2 separate regions of the Homo sapiens genome follow, and region 2 is linked to region 1. The links are chromatin loops, found by intact Hi-C in ENCODE. Cell type or tissue: heart left ventricle. All regions are shown on one strand. Each heading gives the region's core, and the rest is flanking DNA. Links, peaks and the distances in the headings are about the cores only.

What was found. Peaks named below come from ENCODE experiments on the same cell type or tissue, not always from the same donor. Only the 100,000 strongest peaks of a DNase experiment are listed, where the experiment ranks them.
Region 2: a loop joins it to region 1, with 2.7 times the contacts of the local background. A loop is called at or near these places in 29 of 110 quality-filtered maps.

Annotation. Positions count from the first base shown.
Region 1 is chr9:125,554,436-125,564,827 of GRCh38, reverse strand. MAPKAP1 (MAPK associated protein 1) reads left to right here. Exons shown (of 12, transcript NM_001006617.3): 6 at 5,019-5,195. LOC105376272 (a long non-coding RNA gene) reads right to left here and starts at 1,093. Exons shown (of 4, transcript XR_007061777.1): 1 at 1-1,093. In heart left ventricle, for the core only: a CTCF peak has its summit at 6,203 (motif pointing left); no DNase peak of the experiment used is centred there.
Region 2 is chr9:125,754,857-125,765,248 of GRCh38, reverse strand. The region is part of intron 2 of PBX3 (PBX homeobox 3); the gene reads right to left. Among named protein-coding and RNA genes, the nearest start is that of PBX3, 13 kb to the right of the region's middle. RefSeq lists enhancers at 2,086-4,653, 4,875-6,536, 9,156-10,392. In heart left ventricle, for the core only: no CTCF peak of the experiment used is centred there; a DNase peak (open chromatin) is centred at 5,856; H3K4me3 peaks cover 1,095 bases.

The DNA of each region.
Region 1 (10,392 bases), core at 1,401-9,400:
TCTGCCATGCTACTGTCTGCCCTGCTACTGTGAGATAGTTAATCCAGCTTCTGCGTAATCAGAAGCTTAAGAGCGGTGCAAGAAATCTTAGCAACATGAGAATCTTTCTTCATGCAGGCACTGTGCAATAAATTCAATCATTCAATCCTTACAAGACCCTTATGCAGTAGATATGGTTACTTCCTTCATAATTCCAGAACTCGGTAGAGAAAATGACCACTTAGGAACAAGGGGACGTGAGTGAGGCTGACAATGCTCAGGGTCTCCAGGACAAGTGATTCTCTGTGTGGTGGGCTAAGAGATTTCCCTGCATTCTTCATACTGCTTCAAATTTCTAAATTGTGCACAATAAAAATGTGCTACCCTCATCAAAAATAAATCTTTTATAAAGAAAGGAAAATAAAAGTTATATGTACTCAGGATATTTGGAAAGTGTATAAAATTAGAAGGAAAAGAGGGCTCGTGACTTAAATGTATGTGTAAACTTAACCCATTTGGTACATTACATTTATTTCTAGTCTTTTCATGTGTGACAATTGAAAATTTTTACATAGTATCATCATTTCTGTTTTTTCTCCATAAAAAGTGAGATGCCAGTATTCATATCTTGATGGACTATAAAAATTCCCCTTTCATCCTCACCTTTGCCTGTGCTGCCTTCTCCTCTAGTCTTGAATTACAATCTTTGACACATGTGCATTGCCTAGAAAGCCCTATTTGGTTAACAGATATCACTGTGAAAAGCAAGAACACAAAAAGAAGGTTATTACTTTCCCTCTTCTCATTAACACATACCTCACTAATAATACCCTTTGCTGGTTGGGCATGGTGGCTCACGCCTATAATCCCAGCACTTTGGGAGGCCAAGGCGGGTGGATCACGAGGTCAGGAGTTCGAGACCAGCCTGGCCAACATGGCGAAACCCTGTCTCTACTAAAAATACAAAAATTAGCCAGGTGTGGTGGCAGGCACCTATAATCCCACTTGGGAGGCTGAGGCAGGAGAATCGCTTGAAACTGGGAGGCAGAGGTTTCAGTGAGCAGAGATCGTGCCATTGCACTCTAGCCTGGGTGACAAGAGCAAGACTCCATCTCAAAAATAATAATAATAATAATAATAATAATACCCTTTGCTTTCTTCATAGAGTGATTGAGTCTACACATTCATATCTTCATTTATTCAACAAATGTTTGTTAAGTACCTTCTAAATGCCAGTCATTTTACTCTTTAGTAAGTATGGAGAGATAATAGAAGAATCCTTGCTCTTTAGAATACAGATGCAGAAATAGGAAAAAGCAATATGATTAGTGATATACAGAAATATTGACCAAATTTTGTAAGACCACAAAGGAGAATTGCTTGAATTTCGGAGATCCAAGCTATTCTCCTAGAGAAATCAAGGAAAGCTGTTTTTCCGATAAGAAAATGGAGCTCAAAGAGATTTGGTCTAAGAATTTGAGTTAGCATTAAAACCAGTTGTGTCTGCAAAATCCCTGTTCTTTCCACCAAGCTGTGTCATGGGAAGTGCCCCTGTTTCCATTGTGTTGTAAACTCTGAGATGTCTGTATCGGGGGGTTTCCTGAGGCAGGGACCAGAGCTGCCCCCTTTCTTTTCTCTCCCCATTTCAAAGTCCACCAGTTTTTTATTTGTTTAAAGAATAATGGACAAGAAGTGGGGACACCAGAGTTTTCAAGACCAGCTTTGCCTCTGTTTAATTGGGTGATCATGAGCATGTTATCCCTCTTTTCTCTGCCTCCATTTCCCATCTGTAAAAGCAAGGAGGTTGAACTAAATCTAACTTTTTATAAGTAATATGTCATGGTTTCCTTCTTCTCATCAAAGTGTGTCATATTTCCATAGGTGATTGGGTTCTCAAGTGCCTCAGGAAGTCTTGACACACTGTGGCTTTGGCAGAGGAATGGGTGGGGGTCAAGAGGGACAGCTCTTGGCTGCCTGGATTTGAATCTCAGCCCTGTCACTTACATGCTGTTTAATCTTGAGCAAGCTACCTAATCCTATTGAGGCTCAGTTATCTAATTTGTAAAATAGAAATATAAATGATTCATTTACAAAGTTGATGTGAAGTTTCAGTGAGCTTATATATCTAAGCCGCTTTGCAGAGTGTCTGGCTTATAGTACTCAATAAATGTAGCTAATGATACTGCTGGTATTGTACTAGTACTAATTTGGAGTCCTGAAGCAGTTTTAGAAGTCAAAATATCACAGTAGCTTCTTTTACTAATGATTCCTTTATAAAAGCACCAAAGGAACCAGTATGTCCATGTGTAGAATATAGAATTTTAGTCATTATCTCCTCAGATTTTCAATTAAGGGGTCAGAGGAGTTGGAGCACTATTTACTGCTAGACTTTACTGATGACCCAGAAGAGGCTTCTATTCATCTTGTATAATATGGCAGGAATCAGTCTTCTTTTCCTTCCTCTGTTCCTGATGCTCAGGACAGGCCACAGCCCAGGGGGGCACTTTACAAATGTGTTTTGAATGAATGATTTCACACTTCATATTTAAGAACTGGGGAGAATAATAGCACTTGGCAGTGAACCTTTTGCATCTCAAATCTTAGCCTGTGATATTTATTGAATTTGTTTTGAGAGGATTTGGGGATGTCCCTTAACAATCAAAGCAGAATTCTTCTGATATCATTGTTGGACTTTTCTGCTTTGATCAATAGGCTTATTATTTGCCCCTGAACCTCTGTGATGCTGGAGAATCAAACATTCCTCAGGTTGATTTACATGGCAATAAATAATCTGTGCTGTCTGTTGCTTGTTCCATCCATGTCTGCCCTGTTCATAAAACCCTGGGGGCTCAGTGACCCAAGGTTCCAAGGTTGGAACACAGTGGACATGTTGACTCCCATTACAGTTGTGTGTACATAGAACATGCTGCTCAGATGCATTGTTGCTTAATATGCATCCACAATTTGTGTTTAAGGATTGGTGCAACTATAAGTTAGTTTCCATATGACTTTCTTATTATAGTTACCTTCCCATTTATTTTTTACTTCTGTTACATGCCAGACACTACATATATTATCTGATCTAATCTTTACAATCTCTGAGGGACGATTATACCCTTTTTATAGAAGTGGAAACTGAAACTCGAGGTGAAGCTTATTCTCTGAAATCACATAGCCATGAGCCATGGAGCTGAAATTTGAACTCGTTCTGACCACAGAGCTCTCTTAGCCAGTATACCATGACATTTTCCTCATCCAAAGTGCTTTCTTTTGCCTCTCTAATTGTTCTGTTTTTAAGTTAGTACCCGGCTGCAGAGATCCAAAAGTTTCCCATGCCATTCAAAGATGAATTTTAAATATCTTAACAGCATTACAAATACCTGAAATGTAAAGTGACAAACATAGCTAGATTACTTTCTTGTTATCAATCCATTTAGCAAATTTACAGTTTCCATTAATTTTAATTTGTCCTTATTACTTGTTTTTTATAATAAATATCTCTTAGTCATGACAGACTCACTGAGTATAGATCGCCTGAAGTAGGCTCCCTCTCTTGCAATAAGCAGAGTTGCAGCTAAAGATTTGTGAATTAATTGGGAAAATTGCAAGTCAGGTAGTCAGTGAAATAATTCATTGTCACATCCAGTCAATAAACTTGGTAAATCAACTCATTTAATTCAAAAAATGATCTATATAGATCAACCAACCAATTAAACAATTAGCATACACTTTGCAATTAATTAATTTAAGCATCAATCATGTAATTAAAACTCCAAACTTAAGCTGCAGAATTTAGAATTCTACTGCCTTGTGAGCTATTGGGTTCCTGCTTCTGAAGCTAGCATAATTCTGAAGCTCGCAGGTTTGCGGTTTGGAGCAATTGAATTGATTGCACTCTTACACTGTCTGTATGTTGGTATAGTTTCCCATCCTCTTTGAACAGATCAACTTTTTACTTCCCCCAAAGAGGGTATGTGTTGATTCTAAACTGGGCAAGACTGCAATCTGGGAGTACTGTCTGGACATTCTAGGGAGTGGGAAGTGTGCAGAAGTAGTCAAGAGGACCAGGTATCTGTGTCAGGACTAATCCAGTCATTTGCTTTTACTCTGCTAAGGATCCATGGTGTTTGAAGTCAGATTCTACCAACTGACTTAGATACTCTTTAGAGAAGGGAGAACTGTATGGATTGTCTTGGTTACCTTGAGTATTTCTCCTGATCTAGAGCACAAATATTTTCTTTTTTAATTTTAATTTTATTTTTTTGAGACAGGGTCTTAACTCTGTTGCCCAGGCTGGAGTGAAGTAACACCATCATAGCTCACTGCAGCCTCGACCTCACGGGCTCAAGTGATCCTCTCACCTCAGCCTCCTGAGTAGCTGGAACTACAGGCGCATACCACCATGTCTGGCTAATTTTTGTATTTTAGCAGAGATGGGGTTTTGCCATGTTGCCTAGCTAGTCTTGAACTCCTGGGATCAAGCGATCTGCCTGCCTCAGCCTCCCAAAGTGCTGGGATTACAGGCATGAGCCACCATGCCTGTCCAGATATTTTCTTAATCCTAACCATAAATCAAAGGCCTCTGACCCCTGCCTTCCCCGAGGCCAGATAATCTTCCCCCCTTTACAGTTTTGTTTGTATCTGTTTTATATATATATTTTTTACATTTGTATTGTAGCTAGTGTAATGCTTATTACTTTTCCTCCCTACTATGCTGTAAGCTGCTTTTAGGGCTGATACTAAATCTCACCTTTGATCTAAGAGGTTAGGTTCTTTGTCGTAGCTGCAATAGGGCTCAGTGAATGTTGCAAGAATAGAGTAGTATAAAGACCTTCATTTCACACTGTTTTTCTCCCCTTTGCATTGCCATGTGTATTCTCTCTATCAAATGAAGTAGGATTTGGGATTTTTTACTGTATCACCAGGCTTGGGGTAAAGAAAAGCAGTCTCCTCAATTTGCTTGCTGTGCACCATACCCTCTGGTCTTCTTGTCCCTTCCCTACCTTGGTATTCACTCGCCTTTTTGGTTTTCCTTTCAGTGACAATGTCAGTGCCTACTGCCTGCATATTGCTGAGGATGATGGGGAGGTGGACACCGATTTCCCCCCGCTGGATTCCAATGAGCCCATTCATAAGTTTGGCTTCAGTACTTTGGCCCTGGTTGAAAAGTACTCATCTCCTGGTCTGACATCCAAAGAGTCACTCTTTGTTCGAATGTGAGTACTGACTCTATTACTTCTCTCGGTATCTCATCCCAACCTTCTAGCATTTTGGATCTGATTTTGGTTTTGTTCATCAAATAAATGATATTTGGCATCTGGAGAGTCCACTGGTAATAACGATGACTCCCAGAGAGATGCTGAGGACGACATTCGCATTGTATTTCATGCCTCTGCACCTAGGCTACGCAGACTGCTTTGCAGTGGCACATTGTGTGAAGCAGATCTCTGAACGGCATGTCCAGAGCCAGGCCTCTGGAAACACTGGTGCACTGGGAGCCTGTGAAGCAAAACTTCTAGGTTTGCACCTTCTCTGCGAGGAATACACACTAACTGAAAATGTGCACTGTGGCCACTTCTCTCTTGTGACTTAAAATAATTTTCTCTCAGACCAAATTTGACCTTCCCTGTCAGTTGCCTGCCTTGAGACTGAGCACATGTCTTCAGCTTTTTTTTTGTGCCTTTCTCAGAAAAGCGTGTGTAAATGCATAAAATAAAATCCACTGGAATATAAAAGTATTCTGTTATTTAAAGTTATCAGATTATTGAACAAATTCATGATATAGTAATATGTGTGGCTTTACTAGTAGATTAAACAATATCCAGCTGTATACCTAACAGTAACTCCTGAAGCCTGTTGTTTCAAAGCGGTGATGAGCATAAATGGTATTTGAGAAATCTGCAACAGCTGTAATGTGCTGTAGTGTTAGCTATGACTTCTGTTCATGACAGAGTCACTGGCACTGTGATTCTGCTGTGATTGTTTGCCTACACTTATAAATCAAGGAAATGCAAAATATTAGAAGTTAGTGAAAATTAAAATGTAGTTTTTATCCATTCAAGTTTATGAGCTCCTGAGTTTTATCCACATGTCCCAGTTGTTAAGGGAAAACCTGCTGCATTTGGATTTTACTCTCAAACCTAAGCTTTTTTTCAACCTAGGCCTCAGCAGTCCTTCTCATGGCTGTCTCCTGGGAACAATAGCGATCCCTTTGGCACCCCCTGCTGTTAGTAACCAGCAAATTCACTGCTCAAAAGGGATTGCTTTAGAAGACATTTCCCTGTCTCTCTCAACATACTGCCTTTGTTTGAGATTGTTACAGAAAATAGGGTTATGCTACATATGATATATGAGTATTTTGGCTCTTTCTACCCTTGAGCAAAGAAAGAATAACTGAGTACCTGGGGGTAAGCTGGGGAGTGGGCCCTCAGGCTTTCATGGTGGCCGTTTCATCCCTACTACAAGGTCAAGTTTGGTGTAAATAACAGCAAATTTTTTCCTGCTTTTTCATTTCAGAGGTACTAAAATAACTTTAAAGGATATTTAAAATAATTGAAAAGTTGGCCAATGATGCCTCCATCTTAACTATTTTTAATCTTGTATAATAATCGTGTGTATATGTTACTCAGTTTCACTTGTAGCACACATATTTTTGTGTTATTTTTACTTGACATTAAATTAGGTCAGGCGCAGTGGCTCACGCCTGTAATCCCAGCACTTTGGGAGACCGAGGCAGGCCAGGATTTGGGAGGCCGAGGAGGGTCAAGAGTTCGAAACCAGCTTGGCCAACATGGTGAAACCCCGTCTCTACTAAAAATACAAAAATTAACCGGATGCAGTGGTGGGCACCTGTAATCCCAGCTACTCGGGAGTCTGAGGCAGGAGAATCGCTGGAACCCGGGAGGCGGAGGTAGCAGTTAGCTGAGATCGCGCCATTGCACTCCAGCCTGGGCGACAAAGTGAGACTCCATCTAAAAATAATAAATTATAAACGTTTCAGTATTTGTTCTTAATTCCTACAGTCTGTATTTATGTGCCAGAGATCTAGGCAGAGACAGCACTACCCTCATGGAGCTTACTATCTAGTAGTGAGACAGTTGTCAAATAATTAAAATGTGATAAGCAGTATAAAAGAAAAGTGTATGGGTTGTAGTGGAAGCCGATCACAGAATATTTAGATTGCTTCCTTGTGTGGTTTTAATAAGTAATTTGATGATGATGGTCATTATCTATATACCTTTTATTCTGTTGAACAACTTCCTTAGGATCATGCCTTGTAAGTAGGATTATTGGTCAGAGTAAAAACATCTTTAGACTCACTTTTTATTGACAATAGCCCTCTGAAAGATGTCCTAATTTACAATGTTACCAACAGAATTCCTAAAATCATTTTTATAGTTTTACCATTACAAGGTATTAGAAGTTTTTTTTTCTACTCTAAAAGATATACACAGTGGCATTTCGATAGTTTTTACTTGCATTTTTATTGATTATTAATATGACTAGAACTTTTTCTACATGAATGTTAACACATGATCATAGCAGTCTTTTGAACCAGAAGTCCTTTTTTAAAGCAAGAGGCTTTAAATCACTGAGTTTTCAGTAGAGTGGAGTGGGGCTAGGATTCATATGCCTTTCCAGGAGGGGCATCTAAGACTACACAGTGTTTCACTATGAACCCTGCCTTCTGGAGAATAGGAAGGAGGGGGAAGGCAGAGAGTAACAACTGCTTTAAACTTAATACTCTGTTTTTTGATCCTGAATTACTCCCATCCCTGTGTTCCCACTCCCAGACACACACATAGCCCAGTCAATCCTTTTTCTATTTTAAAATTCAAGAGAGTTTATTTGATGTGTCTGGAGTGTTTCTGAAAACACGAGGTAAAGTGAAATCTTTATATGTGAGCATTAAGAACAAAAGTGTCAATAAATTTTCTTTTTCTCAGTCGTCTGATGAAATAGTACAGATTACTGACCGTTTGCCCTGTGTGTATTTTCTTGGTTCAGCAACCTCTTACTCGCCTTTCTGGTCTATATTCTAAGTTAGTAAAGCTTCTCCTACAGATGCAGAACAGAGCAGACCTTCAGGAGTCTGTAGGGATGTGTCTAAAGTTTCAGAGAAGGAAATCCCAGCAAAATAAATAAAGCCGTAACTACTCCTCCTCGTCATTTCCCCCCTTTCCTCCTTCCATTTGTCTCCCAGTAGAGGAGGGACAAGAAGTGGCTGGGAAGACACTAAGCTGAAACAGAAAGAGGCAAGTAGGTTTGACATAGGGAGTGAACTAATACTTACTAAGGGCCAACTATGCATATGCTATCTCACTTAATCCCAAAATAGCCCAGTTTTTATGAACAATTTAGAGGCGTGGAACCTGAGGGTGAGCAATATTGTTCTTAGGCCTGGATTTGACGCCATCCCTGACTTTAAAGTCCATGCCCTTTCCAACCCTCTGCTGAAAGATTGAGGCTGGGGAATCTGGTGTTGGTTTAACCTGTGAATCTCACTGTCTTAAGGCTGACATTCAGCCACTGCTATAGTGCAGTAGGTGACAGCATGGTGGGCTGTGAGCCAGATCGCTTGGATGCCGATCCTAGCCTTGCCCTTACTAGTGTGTGTGGTCCTGGATGAATATTTAACTTTTCTGTGGCTCAGTGAAATGGAGATAATAATACCTACCTCACAGATCAGTTATGAGGATTAAATGAGTTAATAGATCTGAAGCACTTAGAACAGTGTTTAGCATATGTACGCATCATCTTAGTGTTAGCTGCTGTTATTGTTACTATTAATAAACAACCCTTGGAGAGCAAGAACTGAATTATCTGTGCCCACAATACTCACCATCACTCCATTACTGTGATAGATCTGTCACACGTATTTCTTGAATGGGTTACTGAGTAGATCTCTGCCACTTCTACATTTTTCTTCTCCGACTTTGTTTTATAGCAGAGGAGGGGTAGTGTTTAGGTGGACATTGCTCAGCTGGACTGAAAAAGCTGAATTGGAATAACTTTCAGTGAACATGGGCAGTGGGTAAACATCGAGGATCTACATACTTTCAAATGAGTCCTCTTATGAGCACACATCCTCTGAGTTAGTAGCAAGACCATTAACTTCTTGAAGACTAGGAAGGCACAGTCTTATTGTCTCTCTGTATCCTGAGCACCCAGCACAGGGCTTCATGGAGAAGGAATGACTGAAACTTCAGGTGTCTGTGGGCTGCCAGGAGGACACCTGACCCAGCAGTGTGTCCCACCTTGCTTTCTAAGACCTCTTCCCCTTTTTTACACCCGTTCCTGCCTTTCAAATACCAGGAAGCCCATGTCGCCTTCTGACCTTTAGAGGCCCTCACACCGGCTATTCCCGGGGCTCCAGTACCATCTTTCCCTCTAAGTGCGGCAGCACAGACTTTGAATTTAGGCAAACCTGGGTTCATGTTTCAGCTTCAATAGTATCTTGCTACATGCATGACCTTAGACAATTTTACTTACCTTTGTTAAGTCTCAGTTTCTTCATCTTTAAAATTTGGGTAACAGTAACTATCTCATGGAATTGTCATGAGGGAGTTTCTTAAATGTAAGTTATGTACAGAACTCTTTTAAAGGGAAATAAATTCTCCTAAAGTCTCAATGTTTATCCAAATGAGTTTTTTAATAATGCTACTTAGATACATGCAAATACAAAGTTCTGTAATGTTTAGCTATAAATTCAGTGTTTTTACACAACCTAAACAAAATTACAAACTAAATACAGATAAAATTATAACGTTAATAAAATACAAATTAACAACTTTAATGTAACAGATGATGTTTTGCTGAAATTAAACATTGCTGATGTTGGGTTTAATTGGGTGTTAAATGTTTTACTTGTCAACTTGAGTCTTTTGATTTTCATATGAGACATCACGATTAACATCCTTTTAAACAGTGTATTTTTAACTACTCGTCCATTATTTTAGTGGGCCAATTGATTTATAATGTGTCCCCCCACACAAACACATAAATTTTAAATGTTCTTTACTAGAAAATGCTTTTTTTTTTTTTTTTTTTTTTTGATAAGTGTCTTGCTGTGTGGCCTAGTCTGGAGTGCAGTGATGTGATCATGGCTCACTGCAGCCCCAAACTCCTGGGCTCAAAGGACCCTCCTGCCTCAGCCTCCCAAGTAGCTGGAACTACAGGCATGTGTCACCATGCCCAACTAACTCTATTTTTAGTAGAGACAAGGTCTCACTGTGTTGCCCAGGCTGGTCCTGAACTCCTGAGCTCAAGCAGTCCTCCTGCCTCGGCCTCCCAAAGTGTTAGGATTACAGGCATGAGCCACCGCTCCTAACCTAGAAAACTCTACTTTACGTTTGGCCCACCACGCTTTCTGTTAGTATGATCAGTTTGTGATGGTTTGTCCAGGACTCTCCC
Region 2 (10,392 bases), core at 1,667-9,666, 200 kb before region 1:
TGAGCCGGGAGGCAGAGGTTGCAGTGAGCCATGACTGTACCACTGCACTCCAGCCTGGGCAACAAAGTGAGACACCCTCTCAAAAAAAAAAAAAACCAATTTCTTTAAAATACAAATATAAGCAACTTTAAACGATGCCATTTACAAGAACCTGTTACCAGGGTCAGTATCTGTATATAATCTGCTTCTGGAGCCTCCATTAAATAAGGTAATTCAAAGTTTATAAAATTAAAAATAAGGCTTTTATTTTAATTTTATTGATTGGATTTCTTAGATGGCTAGACTCTGCAGCCTTCACAGTAGCCGTCAAGAACCCCATGTCTACAAAACTAGGCAGAGGTAACAGAATATCTAGACAAACCAGTGCAAAGAAGAGGAATAGTGATTTTTCTGCATTTCTCTTTGAACTATAATTATATCCCAATACATAGAGTTCTAAAAATAAAATATAAAAACAAGCTTAAATCTACTATAACTGTCCCTGAAAAGCAAACCTTTGCAATCAGCAAAGGCAACTCTAAGCAATGATCTAAAACTCTAATATCCTAAGGTTCCAAGAACCATTTCGGATCTTAAAATAACAGCTTTACCTTAGAAAATGTAGTGTATTGCTAACTAAAAATTGAAACTTTTTGCAAAACAATATTTTTCTTATAGCATGTAGTTCCCCCAAAAGGCGATAAACTCTTTATTCTTGCTTTGTGCCTTAAGACATAATCTGCTTTTATCCGTTAGCAAAATATGAACCAGCTACTAGGCTGACAATGCCAAGAACCATGACAAAATGGATTATTAATGAGAAACTGAACTCCAGAACTCTATTAATTTATGTCTTCCTGTCGGATCCAAAAGATATATCAGCCTTCTCACTCAAAAGAAAAAAATGCCAACACTGTACTTTGTTTTAAAGTTCTCCACAGATGAAGAATTCATTATCCAAAGTACAGTTCTGTTATTTCAGGCTTTCTTGTAGGATAAAGAATCTTTATCAAATGGCTAAGAAAGCTGCTGACAAGTGCAAGTACCTTGCAAAATATATTTACATCAAACATTCACTGAGAAAAACCAGGGGGAGGGGCAGGAAAAAGGTGAAAGCCCCTGCAACACTCTTATCCCCGCCCTGTCCTTGCAGTCTTTAGAAAACTAAGCTCTTTTGATTCCAGTTGTAAAATAGTAAGCAGCATTAATACAATTTCATGTTTGCAGGCTTTTAAAATTTCTAATTACACTAATTATTCTGACATGAAGGGAAATGATCTAACAAGTGAAGAAAAGAATGTGTGATTTCTTTATGCATAAACAACGTTTAAATGACATAAAATATCCTTTTAAGCTTCCACAAAAAAATCTATCTAATCTATGCTTATCATAATATTTATGAAATAAAAAAACCAGAGAGGAAAAATTGCTATAATGTACTCTGTGTGACCTCTGCTTTCCACAGAGAATGAAAACAGCCTTTTGCTTTTCAATCCCCATCAAAGTGGAGTAAAAGGAGGGACAGCGTTCCCGTGCTCACTGCCATTAATCATTGCTTTCTTCAAGCAAGTGCGTATTAATTTCTGTCATCCCAAACATCATCGAGTATTGTTACAGCACCGTTCGCTCCTCATTCACCACCAGTTGTTACCAGTTTCCCTACACTGAGCAGAGACAGGGTGAATCGTGTGGATTTCAGTGTTAGAGGCCTTTATCCCTGGGGTGCTGACACCAATTAAGCCATTTCAAGAAGAAATGAGAACAGGCCCAACCCTTCCATGTAACAAGAGCTTGCACCTAGCTTTGGCAGGTTGCCATTTTCTCTGGCTTCACACTATAGAAATACTCTTCTCCACATCCCTTTGAATGATTCAGGCTGTTTACATGTAATCGGTAACAATATCTTTTTGTTCATTTCTGCAGGTTCAAACTTAATGCCCAACACAACCTCACACAAAAAGATGGTAATCTAGAAAGATTAATGCTATTATTACAAAATCATTAAATTCAGGTTATGAAATAAAAACATATATGCCTTGTAATCCTGTGACAATTTTTTTCCCCCACAAAGGGCATTTCAAAGAAAAATTAGACTGCAAAAGCTATTGCTTTTCTCAAACTGGGCTAATTGAAGATAAAATATTTTATGCCATTGGCTCAATTTCAGCACTGTATTTGCTGAGAGACTGCATATACACAGGAATATAAACCAGATACTTCCAATATAAATGGCACAGTTTGTGTCCAGTTTAAAGAGGCTTATTACCAACATTGTATTGACATTTGCTTTCTTTCCAAGTCTTTGACTAGGCACTAAAGGCTATGCTTTGTAAAAGGTTACCTCTAAGTCCAAAAAAAAAATCTGCTCAAGTGAGTTTAATTAATATCATTTTTGCATCACTAAATATAGAGATCCATCAAACTCTTTCACAATATTGTTGATTTTTTTGACCGCTTTAGATCGAATCATTCTCCTTGTTTTAGACATTTACATCTGCTTTTAAGTTTTTATGGTTGCCTGTTGGCAGGCAGCAAAGTGGATCTGTCGATGCTACTGCAGAATAATGCAAGGTTTGTTATGAATTAAATATTAGAAACCTTAACACAGCGGCCAATAAGAATTATTTGCCTTATTAAAGCAGCAGAAGACGCTGATTAAATTTTCATTGCATTGCAGTCTTTTTCCCATTTCTGCTTTCAATTCATCATTCTAATGTATGAAAGGCTCACCGAATAATGGCAGGGGGACTTAATTTCTGGAATGCAAATATAGCAAAGAAAATACCATAAATACCCTCCCAGAAAACATTAAACAGTCAGTTCTAATTAAGTGAATACTAACTAAGTAAATATTCTCTTAAAGGGAAAAAAATAACTCAAAGGTAAAGAATTTGAGAAGGAAAGCACAATTACCTATATTACAAATATATACAGATACACATAGTGGGTGGACTATATTTTTTGGGGAACTACACTTCTTGCAATCAGTTAACTCTCTTAAAGGCCTTACAGCACTCTAAAGAAAGGGAATACAGTCATGATTGTACTCAGCTTTGCAGTTCCTGAAAATTTAGTAATTTTTACAAGAAAAAAAATGACAAGAAGGGTAATAAAACAATGTACGTAAAGTAGCACTCAGCCAGAATAGCAACTAACATTTCTGAATCTCTACATTGTTTTAAATTTACAACATTCACTATTGCAAATATATTTAGAATATAAACTGCCCCTGCAAAAATACTGTAATCATATGTCCTATACTGAAGGTTGTTCACATTTTTGCCTTAATATGAGGAAGAAAATGAACTTCAAGTATCCATTTCCCCTAGAGAAAATCTCTTCCTTGAAACTCTGCAACTAATGAAATGGGGATCTATAAATAGCAGCATCATTACCATGAGAGCCTCTACTCGGTACCAGTCTCTGCAGCTGACCCTCTTTATACTAATAACTACCAGACTTCAGTCTCATTCCTCTATAGGGTGATCAATACTGGGACAGTTAAAAATGTGATGGAAATTTAACCTACAGAAATGGTATTTACTTAGCAAGTTTCCTAAAAACACATAGTGCTGCCTGTTCTTAGTATCTTTCTATTCACACTTTATTAGAAAGGTAGGGGTTTTGTGTTATTGTTTTGACTTTTTAAAATTATTATTATTATTAACTGAGATGAGTGGGGCCCTGTAGCTTTTTCTCTAATGTTACGGAGACATGCATCATGACAAGACAAAAGCCATAATACACCTGAAATGCTCCCTGCTGAAGCTCTCTCGATGAACCTCATTAAAATGGTTACTCTATTCCAAATATTATCCACTGAAGCATTACTGTAGTAAACTCTTGCTTGAATTGTGGAATAGTGATGGATAAAAATCAGTGAGCATTTAATCAGTAAATGTAATGATATGGAACAATGTTTTACTCTTACTCAAAATACAATATTTTCAAATGCAATAGATCACTCTAAAAAGTTAACCAATATTAAATATCACCATTGGCTGTAAATTAGACCATAATAAAGAATGTAGCTAAAGGATCTAGCAAAAAAAAAAAGAAAAAAGAAACTATTTATTAGATGTCTATAGAATACACTGTTGCTATGTATAATTTATTGGCACTGAGATATTTATGTTGCACTTCATTAATGGTAAATATCCAGTTACATTTGCATCTCCTAAATATAAAAAGCTCAATTGTTCACTAATTTCATATCTCTTAAAATAAATATGATAAAACGTTCCAGTGGGTGGATGAGTTTAAAGCCTTTTATTCTCAGTGACAAAATTATTGATGACAACATATCATAAATGGCACTTCCTCCATATACACATGTCATAAGAAAATGTAAAATATTGGTACAGCTGCACATGTAGAACATTTACTTTTTAAATGAAAATATGACATTTCAACATTACACACAACGTGGCTTAATCAAGAAAATATATGTGAATTCAAAGGTGACATCAAATTTCACACATGCTTAACTTCATATTCAGTGTACTTGTAGGTACTTATATGCACAGAAAAATGTAATTAGCCTAATTTAAACACAAAAGGTATGGTTCATTTTGGCACAATCAGATGCACAATGTGCCATCATGCTGTGTTCACTAATGTTTATGTTTACCAAATTATTGTTACTATCCAAGTAAAACTATGAAATAGACCACAGAAATTTAAATACAATTTTGAAAAAATAATTTTTAAAACATACTGTAGATAGAATTCTAATAGTGGTATACAATATCATCACAATATGCCATGCTAATATTATTTTATAAATTCTACAAGCAAAATGAATTTGTCCACTGTATGAAACCCTTACATCAGATTCTTTTCTTCTCCTATGTCTCAAAAAAAAAACCTAAGACTAAAATACACAAACAGTATTTTCCTGCAATGAACCTATGAAGCACAAAAAGATGCACTGTTTAAAAGAGTTAAATCATTAAAAAGCAAATAATCACATATGAAGTCTTGAGAACTGAAATTTACAATTTAATTAAAATAGGGAATTTATGACTTTTTTTCTATTTTAAGAGAAAAATGTTGAGATGAACTTTAAAATAGAAAGTAAACTTTCAGCGTCCTGAAATTCGAGCACAAAATAATTTGTGTTGCCATCTCGTTTTAATGATCCCAACGCAGAACAAACCGCGTGAAATAAACTGCTCAGATAGGTTGGAATGGAAGAGTTGCAGAGTTAAATAAAGCAGATTTGTAAATGGCAGGATCCTCGCAGCAACTACCGAGTTCTTGCTCTGAGGCAACTGATGGAGCAGAGCTGCTCAGCGGCACTTGACAACAGCAGTGCTCCCACAATTGTAACCCTCAAATCCAATCAATCGTTGCTCTTTGCATTTCAAGCAGCTCCTGGCTGCCACTGCCTGAAGATAACTATTTTACCACCTCTGTCATGCCTAATTAACAAGTCAGATGTACAATTTAGAAATTTTGCAATTAACCTGCTAAAATATTGCTGGAGGATGCTAATTGTTATGCCAGTTGCCATAAAAGCTCATTTGCATAACTTATGTGTGAAAAACAATTATGAGCCGCGTTCACAGACGCGGTCCACAAACTGCTCCTAGCTACGGATGAGAGGGCCACAAAAACACTTAATTCATTGCCCACAAAATTATGTTCCCCCTTTTCTTAAACAGCATCTGTTTTGTGAAGCTATATTCATAGAAAATCCCCAAATCAACAATTAGAAGCATATGTAAATGTGCGATTACAGTTCTTTTTCTTTCATTGACAACTTCTCCTTTTTTGCTTGCATGAGGAGTAGGGGATGATATGATAAATGCCTCACTGTTCCAATTCCCTTGCACAACAAATAGGAAGTACATTTGGCAGTGCCAGTGAAACTGCCAGCCCACCAGCCAGGAGGAAGCCATTCTCCTCTGCTCTATCTAGTCACTGCAGCACTATCACTAGGGGCCACTTTAACAACAGAAAAGCTAAAGTCAATTGTTTCTTCAGTGAATAGGCTTCTGTTCTCCAGCATATATTTACTGAGGCATTTAGGGCAGATTTTTGCCATTAAACTGAAGTCTGTAAAACATGGTTGTCTACAAATATTTACACTAGTGCTGACCACAGCTCTGCTGCCACTCAGTGTCACTCTGGACCTGACCACATTTTTTTAAGCTCAGGTTTTGCCATCTTTGAATCAACCATTTCCACTACTTTCTCTGCCTAAGTTGAGTAGTTCTGCTGCCACCTCTGAAGCAAAGACAGCCTGGGGTGTCACTCACTATGGGATCAGGGACAAATTACTTAACCTCTCAGTGTCACCTTCCTCATATGCAAATTGAGAATTAAAATACCTACCTTGGAGCATTGCTACAAGTTTAAGAAATAATATGTCATCAGCATTATATTATTTTTCCCAATAAGTATATATTACTTTAGATTTAAAGCATGAATTTTTTTTAAAGAAATGCATGTAAAGCACCCAGCACGCAGACATTGCTGCACACAGACATTGCTCAATAAATGGCAGTAATTTTTATTATCATTATTAAATGAATGGAATCTTCTGGAGGGGAGAGGCTTATTTTTTCAGCATGCTGCATTAAAGTTCAGCAAATTATAATCGCTTAAGGAAGAAGAGGTTTAGAAATTCTACAGCTTGGCCATCAATTCTAACATTTAAAACTGAAAGGGAAAACTTTATGGGAACATCTTATCTTTTTTTCACATTACAATGGTTGACAGCTACTTTTTTATATTGGAAAATGTTTATATTTCTGAAATTATTCACTCACTGAACATCAGTCATCTAAACGAAAACTTTGAACTCCTAATTTTCAAGTTAAAGCACTCATACTGATTAAAGTTCAGTCTTTAGAAAACACTATTAGATGGCATGTCAATATTCTGCAAAATATTAGAAATTTAAAAGTAACATAATAATCACAGTAATTAAAAAGCAGCCACAATGATAATCAGTCAAAAAAAAAAGGAAACTGGTTTGATGTTAGAACTATAACATTATACTGATTACACTGAAAGTAAGAAATATTTCCTTTATTGAATACAAAATGCCATAAATTTAGGCAAATCAAAATTAGTTCATGCAATACATTGACAGAACAGAATTTATGTTTATAGAGTCCATCATTTCATTTTCAGGCATTCAGTATCTCTACTTGATCACAGTCAAAAGGTCAAGAACCAAGAAGTCAGTAAGTTCCTAAGGACATCCTCAGTATCACATCACTGCTGTAACAAGTGGTGAACACGAGGAAATTCAGACAAGTCAAACACCCACACCTCATACACAGTTAAAAGAATTTTCCTTCATTTTTTTCTCTACTGATTCTAACAAAGAAATATGATGAGAAAAACTGGAGGTTTCTCACTTATTTGAATAACAAGTGAAAATCTAAAAATATCTTCACTGTATGTTATTACCAACTGTATCACTGGGTTTTATAGTGACAGCCCTGTGCTATAATTTCTGAGAAAACCTCTGCATAAAGCTCCATAAACCCAACCATTCCTGTAATGTATCACCTTATCTAGCACACAATCATTTCAAATACAACTTTTCATGTTAGTGTAATTTGTTCAAAAATGGTAATAAATACATCCATGAAGCCACAGAAATCACTGCACAATCTATTATAACTTGTTCTTACCAGTACTGACAGTTAATCCTAGACCCAAGATCCAGTGTAAAAGAAAAATAAAATATGCCAATATTACTAGGTTTAATTAAAGATATTAATTACACACATATCTTTTAATGGACCAACAGTCCCAATCAACATTATAAATAATCTGGACCAACTACAGAGTAATGTCTGTGAACAATTATCACAAAACTAAAACATGGATGGCTGTCAGTTGGTGGCAGAGTTCTTGCTTTCATAATAAATATAAAATCAATTTCCTGCTCTAGTTCCTATTCCAAGTTGAAAATGATATATCTGACTATGAATTCCAACAACCTTCACCTGTAGTTTTTTTTTTAAAAAAAAACAATGGTGGGAGGAGAAAAGAAAGAAAAATGAAACTTGTAAGACCACCTAAGTCAATTCTTCCTCATTTAAGGACACTTGGATAGTAAAGGTAAGATGCACATTTAAGCTTGCCATTTCAAATATATATATTTTTTAATGCAATGATTTCCTCCCCATCAAATGCCATTCAAGAATTTCATAAGTCCTTCCCAATAATTCCTCTATAAATTATTTGCAGGGCTTAGTACATCTGAAAGCCTGTAGAAACCTTTGTTTAAATAATAACATGCAATTTCAAAAGCTTTTTGTTCCCTTTTCAATCAAAAATAACTTCATATGTTTTAAATGAAATTTTGCAAGTAATCAGAGACTAATGAGGATTCACTGATTTAACTAGTTCAGGGAATCAGAGAAGGGAGTGAGAATTTAAAGTAACCAAGTGTTTCATTTAGAAAAGCAGCTAATGTGGTAGGTACACTAAAAGTCGTCTTCACAGCGAAATGTAATCAGGACTTTTGTCTCAGGAGAAACTCATCCTCCTTTCTGTGCACATTCGTAACTCACATTACCATTAACAGGCATCACACATGCACACCGAAGAGATGCCTGCCTTGGTAGTATGCATGCATGGCAGCTGTGGTGACTAAATAATCCACATGGCTCTGAAGAGAAGATATGGTTTACTGGGTCCAGAGTCACAGCTACAGTGGTGGAATTCAGACACTTGAACTAAACCCCAGTAGGAATGCCTTACCCAAACCCTCTTCCTTCTAACCATACCCAGCAAATACAGTTAGGCCAGGATTTTGCAATTCCATCCTCTATGCATGGTTTATAGATAGAAGTTCCATGTTTGAGTAAACCTTAACCTTCTTGTAGGCACAGAAGGTCTGTCTTCCTCCCTTTCCCCACAGCAATCCTAGTATTCATTCATGTATTTCTCCCCAGAATATAAGAAATATCACAAAATAGCTTTATAGAGAAAAATTCAGAGGCCTAGCTTAGGCCACAAAAGTCAACAAAATCTGAATCCAGTATGAAATTCCATCTTCCACACAAAATGTCATCAGTAATCTTACCTATAAGATATATGCTGAAATATAAATTCCACAGGTTGTATAAAGGGCAGTTTAACCATGAATTATAATTGTTACAGCTTTTATGGATTCAAGTCAGAATGTTAATACTCATTTAATATAGTTTTCTGAAGCCCAATTCAACTTCTTCCTTCCTTCCCTAGTGAAGAAAATATCCTTGTGAAGTTCAATTTAGTGACATTGGTGCACAAGCCCATACACAGAAGTTTACACTTCTGAGAAGAGATAAGTGATAAACAGTTCATTAGCCATGTTAATGAAATTATGTTTTAGGAAAAAAAAGACTAGGTGACACAAAAATTTTAGTATATTTTTATACAGAAACATTACAATAAAAACTTTATATTCAGTATCTCCAATTAGGTCAATTAATATTCAGAAAAATCCTGTAACATTTCATTTAAATAATCATAGGAGGGGGAAAAAAGAATCCACCAATGTTCTGGAAGCTTCTCTAGACCTTTCAATCAATTTTATTTATATGCAAAACCAAGAGAAACTCAAAAAAAAAAAAAAAAAAAAAACAAAGCTCCTCCTGATGCTAAAGCTCTCAATTTACTGACAGGCAAATGGCTTCATGCTGCCACTTAATCTCATTTCTTGCATAATGCCCTCTAATTAGCATATCAAAGTGAATTAATACTTCTAGGGCATTAGCAATGGGGAAATCTGCTCCAGGCTCACAATAGCAGTTAAGAGAGAGCCAAGAAATCCTCAAAAACACCACAAACCACTTTGCATTGCAAAACTGTTCAATTTATTTATCCTCTCTCTCTAAACACTTTTACCGCACACTGTTTTACTACTGTTCACCAAACAAAATGATAATTGCCAAAGTTACCAGCATCTGTAATGCCTGTTTAGAATCTTAATTTAGACTGTTGCAGATAATTTCTATATGCAACCATTTGTTCTATTATAAATGTTAATATAGAGACAGTGAAAATGTTGACATTCTCAATTAGTTAATTTGAATTTGAAATAAAATTTTATGGGATTTTAAAATTTATGAATTTTTTAATGTAAAAAGCCACCTGCTGGACTCTGAAGCCTAAGAAATATGCTTTGAAAACTGATGTATCACATAAAAGAAAACAAAACAAACAAAAAATCATTTTGCCATAACATGTTGAGTCTCACAAATAATGGTTTAAACATTGTGAGGACTCATCAGCATTAAAAGGATTACATTGTATACCAAGTCCTCATTAATATGATCACTAAAAAAGAGTTATTGTCTAAACAGCTTAACATTTTTAAAGCACTTAAGTTGAAAGAAGTAGAAAACTTTTAACAATTATTTTTATCCATAAATATTTTTAATTGCTTTCATACTAACC